Linked DNA regions of Homo sapiens: region 1 is linked to region 2. Evidence: chromatin contacts called from ENCODE Hi-C data. All regions are on one chromosome and are shown on one strand. The core of a region is the stretch at or near the end of the contact, and the rest is flanking DNA. Distances in the headings are between cores, read along the strand shown. Region 1 holds the start of ZSCAN16 (zinc finger and SCAN domain containing 16). Region 2 holds the start of ZNF184 (zinc finger protein 184).

What was found. A loop is a pair of places that touch in the nucleus more often than their neighbours do. Pooled maps may share reads with other maps.
Region 1: a pooled map shows a loop between it and region 2 (2.8-fold over the local background). The contact joins the promoter of ZSCAN16 here to the promoter of ZNF184 in region 2. A Hi-C loop is called at or near these places in 3 of 168 maps with a recorded cell type or tissue (B cell, CD14-positive monocyte and gastrocnemius medialis), 1 of 37 single-sample maps with no recorded cell type and 23 of 50 pooled maps.

What each region holds. Positions count from the first base shown.
Region 1 is chr6:28,122,849-28,128,378 of GRCh38, forward strand. ZSCAN16 (zinc finger and SCAN domain containing 16) reads left to right here and starts at 1,761. Exons shown (of 4, transcript NM_025231.3): 1 at 1,761-1,829; 2 at 2,565-2,982; 3 at 3,935-4,073. The coding sequence starts at 2,596. ZSCAN16-AS1 (ZSCAN16 antisense RNA 1) reads right to left here. Exons shown (of 2, transcript NR_103456.1): 2 at 1-363. RefSeq lists an enhancer at 1,405-1,906.
Region 2 is chr6:27,471,819-27,477,289 of GRCh38, forward strand. It overlaps ZNF184 (zinc finger protein 184), which reads right to left and starts at 1,287. Exons shown (of 6, transcript NM_001318891.2): 1 at 911-1,287; 2 at 470-615. The coding sequence starts at 476. LOC105375001 (a long non-coding RNA gene) reads left to right here and starts at 1,306. Exons shown (of 2, transcript XR_926664.4): 1 at 1,306-1,491; 2 at 3,276-4,162. RefSeq lists enhancers at 409-538, 869-958, 979-1,078, 1,139-1,298.

The DNA.
Region 1 (5,530 bases), core at 511-3,010, 650 kb after region 2:
TCTTTTCCTCCATGGCCTTTTCAGTTTTATGTCTTTAGGGGTTTGTGTTATTCTTAAAAAGGCCCTTCCCACTCCAACTTTCCAACCTGTCTCCCTGCTTCTGCCCTTGCCCAACCCCTTCACATTCAAGTCTACTGTTAACATAGCAGCCAAAATAATAATCTCAATACCCAAGTTTAATCATGTTACTTCTCTACTCAGAAATCTCAAATGAGCCATGCTGGGTAGCTCACACCTGTAGCTCCAGCTACTCAGGAGGCTGAGGCGAGAAGATCACTTGAGCCCAGGAGTTTCAGGCTGCAGTAAGCTATGATCGCACCACTCACTGCACTCCAGTCTGGGTGACAGAGTGAGACCCATCTCCTAAAACAAAGGAAAAGGAAAGAAAAGAGAAAAGAAAATAAACTGAGTAGCTTATCATTTTATCATTTTAGAGTAAAAATACCCTTGCACTCACCCAAGGCTCTCACTATCTCTCCACCCAACGCTCTTTTGCTCACTCAGCTCCAGAAAAACAAGCACCCTTCCTTTGCCCAAAATACTTAAAACACACTCCACTCCAGGCTTTTGCATTTGTTATCCCTCTCCCTGAAACATCTTTATCCCTGATGGCCCATTCCCTCAGCTCCCTCAATCTTTGCTCAAATGTCAATTTCCTAGTCAGGTCCTCCATGAATATCCTATTTAAATTGCATCACTTCATTCTCACCCCAAATTCCCTATTTCCTTTATTTTCTCCTTAGAACTGATATCCACTCTCTATACACTATGTATATTTTTTGGTTTATTGCCTGCCTCCCCAGCACACACACACACACACACACACATACACACACACACAAGATTATAAATTCCATGAAAGGAAGGGCATTGTTTTGCTCAAAATTAGTTCCAGCTTCCACAATAGTGCCTGGCATAGTAGATAAATCAATATTTGTGTAAGAAAGGAGAAGAGGGAGTAAAAAACTAAGAGCATTTTTCACCCATCAATTTGGCAAAGATCAAAATATTTTATAACACTGTGTTGACAAGTATAGGTAAATAAGAATACTGCTAGTAGATCCTATGATTGGTGATTTGGCATTAACAAAAGTACAAATTTCCCTATTCTATGCTGTAGTAATTCCCTTTCTAGACATACAGACTATGGATATATCCTTACACATGAAAAATGATGTGAGTTCACAGTAAGTTATTGCAGCAATGTTTGAAAAAGAAGAATTGGAAACAACCTCATGACCACCAATGGGGTACTTATTAACAAATTATAGAACATAATACACAGTTGAATACCGTGCAGTTGTTTAAAAAAGAGCAAGATCAAGGAAACACTTATGTACAGCCTTTACCAAGACCACCTGGTAAAAAGAAAAATAAGAAAGGTACAGAAGTGCTACTATTTGTGCAGAGGGGAAAAAGCGCGGACAATCTATAACGGTGTAATATATCTACGGAAGGATATACAAGTCACGAAAAATATTGTCAAACTAGACGCTGGGGGACATTTACTCTTTTTAATAAATGTATGTGAATGCATTACTTATCCATATTACTCAATAATTAAACCGAAAAACGTTTTAAAGAAGTACAAATAAGACTTGCTCGCAGATCCCGCAATCCCATCAATACGAGGCGTAAAAGCCGGGTCCTCCACTGGCTAGGGCCGAGGAGGCAAGCACTCAAGCTGCCACAGAGGCGAAGCTTCCTAGAGCGGCCCGGAAGTGCCCGGCTGAAGCGGCCGGGCGCCGATTGGTGTCTTTGAGTCTAGTCTTTGTTCGGGGCTGTCCAAAGGACGCTAGCTGTTGCACCTGTTCCTCCCTGCGCGTAAGGTGAGTGTCTCCCGGCTCCCAGGTGGAGAAAAGGGGACAAGACGCAGCTGTGGTCAGCAGCAACACCCTCCCCACACCTCCCTGTCGCGGGCAGAGTGTAACACTCCTGTCCCTCCCTCCGCCCCCCAACAGATCTACAGGAGAGGATTTGGCCCAGCCTTCCGGGAGAGGATGGGTGGAAGGGGGACACTGGTTGCGGGTTCCTCTGCAGAGGCATCTGTCTGATCCCCTTCCAGGGTTGGCACACATATCCTATAACCAGTGAATCCTGGGGGCACAAGCTGGCCCGTGCATCTCATGGTAACAGAATGAAGAGCCTTTTAACAAAGCCGTTAATAATACTTGGCGTTTATTTAGTGCTTACTAGTGCCCGCTGCCATGCCAGGGACGTTGCATACGTTCTCATGTAATCTGTATATCAACCCTGTAACACACATGAGAATTGTACCTGAGGATCTGTAGTTCTAGTCCAGATAAATAACTTCCTCTAAGTTACACAATAGAGCACAGATTCAAATCATATCCCTGCGTCACTGTTTTTTGTTTTGTTTTGTTTTGTTTTGTTTCAGCTTCCTATAAGACTGTTTTCTCTGATTGACTTCTGGTGGCTTGGCTTCATTATGATGTGTTTATGTTCACAGAAATTTTTGTAATTTCTCTATGGTAACAACTTTTTATGCCTTAGGAGTGTCTCTGAGGCAGGATTCTAAGAGATTCTCTTTGACTCAATCCCAGATAGAGGATAAATCTCCTGGCAAAGCCCAGAATGACCACAGCCCTGGAACCTGAGGACCAAAAAGGACTTCTGATAATTAAGGCAGAGGACCATTACTGGGGACAGGATTCCAGCTCACAAAAGTGCAGTCCTCACAGGAGGGAACTCTATAGACAACACTTCAGGAAGCTCTGCTATCAGGATGCACCTGGACCCCGTGAAGCTCTTACCCAGCTGTGGGAGCTCTGCCGTCAGTGGCTGAGGCCAGAATGCCACACCAAGGAGCAGATTTTAGACCTGCTGGTGCTAGAACAGTTCCTGAGCATTCTTCCTAAAGACCTGCAAGCATGGGTGCGTGCACACCATCCAGAGACTGGAGAGGAGGCAGTGACGGTACTGGAGGATCTGGAGAGAGAGCTTGATGAACCTGGAAAGCAGGTGTGAAGGGGCAGTCATCTGGCTGTGAGTGATCAGGGGATATGGATGGAGCCAAAGCAAAAGGCATATGAAAGAACATCTGAAAATATTTATCCTCTAAAGAACAAGGCATAGGAAGGGACCTGACTACCTATGTCAAATAATTAAAGTGTGGCTGGGTAAAGAGAGGAGAGTCACTAGACTGATTCTATGCCTGTTTGGAAGGCTAGGATCAGTGGGAAGTTACCAAAAGGCAATCAGGTATCAGAGGAAAAGAAATAATTTTCTGCCATTCATAGATACCCATAAATAAAATAGGCTACCCCATAAGAAACTCCCTTTCCATATAGGTATTCAAGCGGAGATTCAAGTAGATGTCAAGGATATTGCAGAATAGGACTGTCCAACAGAAATATAATGCAAGCTGTATATGTATTTAAATTTTCTAGTAGCCACATTAAAAAAAAAGGTGAAATATATATTTTATTTAGCCCACAATATTTAATCATGTAATCAATATTTTTAATGAGGTATTTTAGATATCTGTGCTTTAAATTTTCAAAATTTGGTATGTATCTTACATTTAGCTTATCTCATTTGTACTAGCCATATTTTAAGTACTCAGTAACCACATTTTGCTAGTGACTACCATATCGGATAGCATGGTTATAGAAGAAATGCTCCCATTTGCTGGAAGTTGGGCTAGATGATTTTTAAGCTACCTTCCAAATCCCAGTGCTCTGATCCTGGACTTCTGCAGATCAATGAAAGAAGAGACGTTGAATTTTACTCTCTAGTGTCCTGAATTGTAGAGATTAGCCTCTGTTCCTTCTCCTAGCCATTATTGCCATTTACAATGAAATGAGAATTTGTCCCCCCTTTCTATGTCCCTGGAAGATGTTTCATTTGATTGTTTTATCTGAAGTTACTTAAGTTTCCATAAAATTCACCTTACACACCTCATTTTCCCTAGGTCCCAGGCAATTCAGAAAGACGGGACATACTCATGGACAAGTTGGCCCCCTTGGGAAGGCCATATGAATCACTGACTGTCCAGCTCCATCCCAAAAAGACCCAGCTGGAGCAGGAAGCTGGGAAACCACAAAGGAATGGTAAGCAGGAACAGTTCTGAGTGTATGAGGGTAGAGGTACTTCCTTAGGTTAGAGGAAAACTTTCTCACTTTCATCTTCTCCTTTTAAAGATTTCCTGCTTGTCCTCCACCTCACTATGGACAATTTTATCCTCCTCTTACCCTTGCTCCATGATGGAGTTATATTTTAGTTTCTCACTAGACAAAAAAGCTGCTATTTGGCCCAAGGGATGAGGATGGAGTTTATTTAATATCCTTATAATTCTGTTGTTATCTAATGATTCTTGTTCCAAATCCCCCTAAATTTCCATTTTGAGACAGGAGAACTTATGGCACTCTGTATTAGTCAGCGAGGCCTGTCATACAGAATACCATGGACTTATGGGTGGCTTAACAGAAATTTATTTTCTCACAGTTCTGGAGGCTGGAAGTCCAAGATGAATATGCTTACAGGGTTAGTTACTAGTAAGGCTACTCTCCTTGGCTTGCAGACCTCTTGCTGTGTCTTCACATGGCCTTTCTCTGTACACACACACTCCTGGTGTCTCTTCCTCTTGTAAGGACACTAGTACTATTGGATTAGGGTCCTACCCTTATGACCTTATTCAACCTTAATTACTTCATTAAAGCCCTATCGTCATATACAGTAATGTTTGAAAGGGGTTAGGGCTTCAATGTATGAATTTGTGGAGGAAGACAAGTCAATCTATAACACATTCCCATGATGAAAGAAGTAGGGAAGAGAGACAATGATCAGTCAATACAGCAAAGTTTCTTGTTTTTATCTGCATGTCAAATTAATTGGGTTTTATCCCCCATCCCAGCTCCCTAATTACAAACTAGGGTGTCTAGTGTATCCCCAGGCTACATTAAAAAGCTGGTGAATTTTAAATTCCAGTTTATCCAAACCCTACCTTTTTCAGTGCTCACCACCCTTTCTCTAGAGGCTCCCATGTCTAATAATGCCTCTCCGGGTAGTTCCTTATACTCTAGCCTATTTTGTATTCTTACTACTTAAGTTTTACCAATATCCCATCCTGTAGGATCCCTACCAGATGATTTGTCTAATCTGAAAAATTATTTTGAGCTAAGATGTTCCTAGCTGCTATCTGGAAAGGATGACATTTAATTATATGTAATGTAAAGAAGCCTTTCAGTGCTTTAACTCTAGGAGTGGAGTGCTGGTTACTGTTTGGCTTTAGAAGTGACGTTAAGAACCTCCTATCTGTTCTTTTTTATTTTTATTTTATTTTATTTTTTTTAGAGGAGAGGTCTCACTATGTTTCCCAGGCTTGTCTCAAACTCCTGGGCTCAAGTGATCTTTCCACCTTAGCTTCCCAAAGTGCTAGGATTATAAGCATGAGCCACTGTGCCTGGCTCAACCTGTCTTTTGATTCATTCATCTTTCACTGAGTATTTACTAAATAGCAGCTATATGCCAGACACTATACTAAATGTAAGGAATCCAAAGGTTAGAC
Region 2 (5,471 bases), core at 37-2,536:
GTTTAATATAAGAAACTAAAAAAGAAAGCCAACAAGGGAATAGTCTGCACCCAAAATGGCGAGTTTAATGCCACACTAGTTCGGGCATAGGGTTGACAGACAGCCGTCTGCCAAGGAGATTTCAAAACTGACTCTTTCATTGAAGGGATAATTGCCAAGATGTCTTCTGACTTCAAGATTATAATTTTAATATTTAATATTCAGAAGTCATGTGGGGATCACAGATATTCTGAATGATTATGTCTTTTCATTCCCCAATGGAACGAAAGAAAAAAATAAACTCCTCTCCCAAGTATCTCTCTATAAAACAGAATCTCTCCCTACAATGTAATTCGGTTTCTTTGCTAATCCCTAAGCATACCGTTCCTTCCTTCCAAATCTCCTGCTCTGATCTCAAGTATTTGATACTCCAGTCATGACTGTTCTCAAGCCTCCATCACCCCGCTCTCCCCCAAGTCGACCCCACTACCTTCCATCTCAGGAGCTCATCCCGTTCCTCTGGAACTTGAACACCAGGGTTCGCCAGGCAGCGTTCCTTCAGCTGGTATCTCGGTCTAGGACTCAGATGTCTAACTCCCCTTGCAGGGAATCTGCAACACGCTGAGGTTGTCTACCCTAAAAGACACAGGATGGCGTCAGCAGCATACGTCACACAATCACACATCAGAGTCTTGCAAAGTGACCAAGAGGTGCTACACAAGAGAAGTGCCCCAAGAGAGCACTAGAGAGGTGTGTGGCACTCCGATGAACAAAACAGAGTGGAGATCGGGTACGCGGGTTCTGCTTCAGATCCAAAAAACCCTTGGTGCCCACCCTAGAATCTGGCCGGGGCATCCACAGACCTGGTGTGTTCCCTCTGTGCACACTTGTGACTCACACCCCTGCGAGCTCGGATAACACGAAGACACACCTGTTGCAGAGCGTTAAAGCTGGAAGGTGGACAAACAGGGCGGGGCCCGGCACCCGACTTCCCCTTAGGCCAGAACAAAAGAACAAAGCCCTCCAAGGGATCAGGGCGGGACCGCCCCGCACAGAAGGAGGCGAGGTGCGCCCCCTTCGAGGACTCCCCAGCTTTCTCCTGCAGAGGCCTCTAAGCGCGAAATCAGAAGGGTGACGTCACGAGTCCGGAGGGCTGGCTGTTGCCATGGTGATACCTGAGCTCCCCTCCCCCTATAGCGATCCACACACTCTGATCCCGGGTCCGGAAGCGCATTGACCGCCACCAGACCTAACGCAGGGAGCCGAAGCAACTGGACTTCCAGCGCGCCAACCTCTTTCCACGCCTACAACCGGCTTCAACGGTCACTTCCGGTCGTTACGAGCGAGCCCCGCCCCGCACGCCGGCGCCGGGCGGGCACACTGGACCAGCGTTCCCAGAACACTCCGCGAAGGTGTTCCTGAACTTCATTTCCCAGAGGCTTTAGCTAACGTGTACTTTCGCCCTGCGATGGGCCGCACATTTTCGCCGCCAGTCTTTTGCTCCTGTTTCAGGTATGCGTGTGCATTGTAAACTTGTCTGACTGAACTGATTATAAGAAATGCACGTCTACTGACCGAGCGCAGTGGCTCACGTCTGTAATCTGAGCACTTTGGGAGGCCGAGGTGGGTGGATCACTAGGTCAGGAGTTCGAGACTCAGCCTGGCCAATATGGTGACACCCCGTCTCTACTAAAAATACAAAAATTAGCCGGGCGTGGTGGCGCGCGCCTGTAGCTACTCAGGAGGCAGAGGCAGAAGAATCGCTTGAACCCGGGAGGAAGAGGTTGCAGTCAGCCGAGATCGCGCCACTGCACTCCAGCCTGGGCGGCAGAGCGAGACTCCGTCTCAAAAAAACAAAACAACAAAAAAAAAAAAAAGAAAGAAAGAAAAGAAAAAAAAGAAATACACGTCTACACACAGTTTTAAAACGCAAACAATCGTTACCTTTATTACATGTTCTACCTTCTATTTTCTGTTCTACTCTTTTGTCGTTTTGAAAATACTGGTAGTTACCCATTAAAATTGTTTTCACGACTCTCAAATGAGTGGCGACCAACTTTTTTTTTTTTTTTTTTTTTTTTGAGACGGAATCTAGCTCTGTTGCTCAGGCTGGAGTGCAATGGCGCGATCTCGGCTCGCTGCAACCTCCACCTCCCGGGTTCAAGCGATTCTCCTGCCTCAGCCTCCCGAGTAGCTGGGATTACAGGCATGCACCACCATCCCCGGCTAATTTTTGTATTTTTAGTAGAGACGAGGGGGTCACCATGTTGGCCAGGCTGGTCTCGAACTCCTGACCTCAAGTGATCCGCCCGCCTCGGCCTCCCAAAGTGCTGGGATTGCAGGCGTGAGCCACTGCGCCCGGCCCCAACATGTTTTTCTAATGCTTAAGGAAACCCGGAGATAATATTCCCATGTTTTGCCACTTAGTAAAGCATTTTATATGCCTGTGTCAGCGAGCACATAGCTGCAAGTGTAGCCCATGGCCAGTCTGTCACTGTGTCCTTGGCAGAAAAAAAGAATCCAACAAATCGGTAGGTTTTTATATTTAAGACATGGCACTTGCATTTTATTATGCTGGCGTGCATCCCCAGCATTTGGATAAGGGGCCAAGGTCAAGTCTCTCAGACTGTTGGCTGACAAACATTAAACCTGGAAATCCTAACAGAGTGTATGAAAAACAATTACAGTCAAGGGAACATGATAGAGAAAGCTTCGGTCATCTTAGAGAATGCATATATTGCCATGAAGAGAACATTGGTTTAAAAAAAAATGTTCAAGAGAATGAAAAGACAAGTCACAGACTGGGAGAAAATACTTGCAAAGTACATATCTGATAAAGAACTGATATCCAAAATATATAAGAACTCTTAAAACTCAACAATAAGGAGACAAACCGATTAAAAAAATAGGCCAAAGACCCTAACAGATGTCACCAAAGAAGATATGCAGATGGAAAATAAGCATATGAAAAGATGCTCCACATATGTCCTCAGTGAAATGCAAATTAAAACAATGGGATGCCACTATACACCTGTCAAAATGGCCAAAATCCAGAACCCTGACAATACCAAATGCTGACAAGGATGTGGAGCACAGGAACTTTCATTCATTGCTGGTGGGAATGCAAAATATTAGAGTTACGTTGGAGGACAGTTTGACAATTTCTTACAAAACTAAACATACTCTTACCATATGATCTAGTAATTGTGTTCCTTGGTATTTATGCAAAGGAGTTGAAAATGTATGTCCACACAAAACGTGCCCAAGAATGTTTATAGCAGCTTTGTTCATGATAGGCAAAACTTGGAAGCAGCCAGATGTCCTTCAGTACATGAATGAATACATAAACTATGGTACATTCAGACAATGGAACATTCAGTAAGGAAAAGAAATGAGCTATCAAGCTACCAAAAAGGAAGAACAGAAGAATATTAAGTGCGTATTGGTGAGTGAAAGAAGTCAATCTGGAAAAGGCTATATACTGTATAATTCCATCTACATAACATTCCTGAAAAGGCTAATCTATGGAAACAGCAAAGATTGGTGGTTGCCAGGGGCTTAGGGGGAGGGAAAAAGGGAAGAATAAGTGACATTCAGTGGATTTTAAGAGGGAAGAATAAGTGACGTTCAGTGGATTTTAAGAGGGAAGAATAAGTGACGTTCAGTGGATTTTTAAGGCAGTGAAACTATTCTGTATGATATTGTAATGGCGAATACATGTTGTTATACATTTGTTAAAACCCATAGAATATACAGCACAAAGAGTGAACCGTAATATAAACTATGGTCTTTAGTTAATAATAATTTATCAACATTGGCTCATCAATTTTAACAGATGTACCACACTAGTGCAAGATGTTAATAATAGAGAAACTGGGGGAGGAGGGGAGAAGGAAGGAGTATACTGAAACTCTACTTTCTGCTCAATTTTTCTATAAACCTAAAACTGTTCCCAAAATGTTCTATTAAATTTAAAATATAAGAATGTTAAATATGCTTATGGTAAGGTCTCAGAAGGAAATTAATGACATGCAATTAGAAACTGAAGGAATGGTTATCTTGTTATAAAGTGGGAGAGCCTTGGCTGAATTGTATTCTATATTTGGGTGGAAAACAGAATTTGTACATGATGAACTTGAATATTTAGTTAAGAAGACTTCCAAGTAAAATGTGGAATGTGCAACCTGGTTAGTTATTGCTGCTTATGGTGAAATGCATGAGGAAAGAAATAAACTGAGGAAGGAACTATTCAGCACAAAGGAACCAGCACTCATGATTTGGAAAACTTTTAGCCATACCTTATACAAATGAGGCTTTCAATACATGTTGAGGACACAGAAAGATATAATTTTTGTCTTCAGTGACTTCTCTATATGTTGCACAAAGTGGCCTCCAACTCCTGACCTCAAGCAATCCTCCCACCTCGGCCTTCCTAAATGCTGGGGTTACAGTCCATAAGCCACTGAACCCAGCCCTCAGAAACCTTTTGTGCTTAAAAAAACACCTCAGCAAAATACAAAGCAACTAGTGATATATTTGAACTGAAATTACTAATCAACTTTGGCTTGTTTTACTGTAACAATGACTAGGGACTGGCCACAGCTGCAATCTTACTTGTTTTACTGGGCTGAAAACAAAAACATAGTAGAATGGATCTCAGTAAAGGTAGAGAGTCAGGACTTAGTTGCAGGAAACAAAAACCAGTCCAGTTTCTACTTTAGCCCTAAATTGGAAACAAATCAAATGTCCTTCTATACTTAAAAAGGCAAATTGTCAGTTTTTCTTCAAATACAAGGAATACAAAGAAAATACATTTTTTTTCTACAAAGAAAAAAAAGTTAGCTAGGAGTGGTGGTGCATGCTTCTATTCCTAGCTACTCTGGAGGCTGAGGCAGAAGGATGGCTTGTGCCCAAGAGTTCAGGTTACAGTAAGCTATGATGGTGCCACTGCACTCCAGTCTGTGTGATAGAGTAAGACCCTGATTCTAAAATTTTTTTAAATTTCTTAAAAGAGATTTGATATTTCTTTGGTATCTAACTTTATTCAAAGCTGGAGTTGCAAATGATTTCAGCAAAAAAAAATAAAGATGTGCTTGATAAAAATATGTCCACCAAATAAAAAGGATGTGATATGCATTAACTATGAACAACAATCTATAGCACAACTTATATTTGTATGGACACCTGGCTACCCCATCAAACTGCTTCATGTCTATTCCCTCAAATTATGGTCTTCCATAAAACTAGTGAATTTCTTTTAGTCTTCTTTTGAGCCTGTAGGGGTGAGAGAATCTTTTTTCTCCCTTCTGGAGGTTGGATATTTGAGTCTGAGAAATAAAGCTGCTAGTAGACAGATTAACAGAAGAAAAGGCATACACATTTATTATGCACATATGCACAGAGGTCCCAGAAAGTGTAAGTGAGACTCAAAGAAGGGGCAGATGGTTGAAGCTTAAATAGGACTTGGAGCTACATAAAGAAATAGGAGCTTG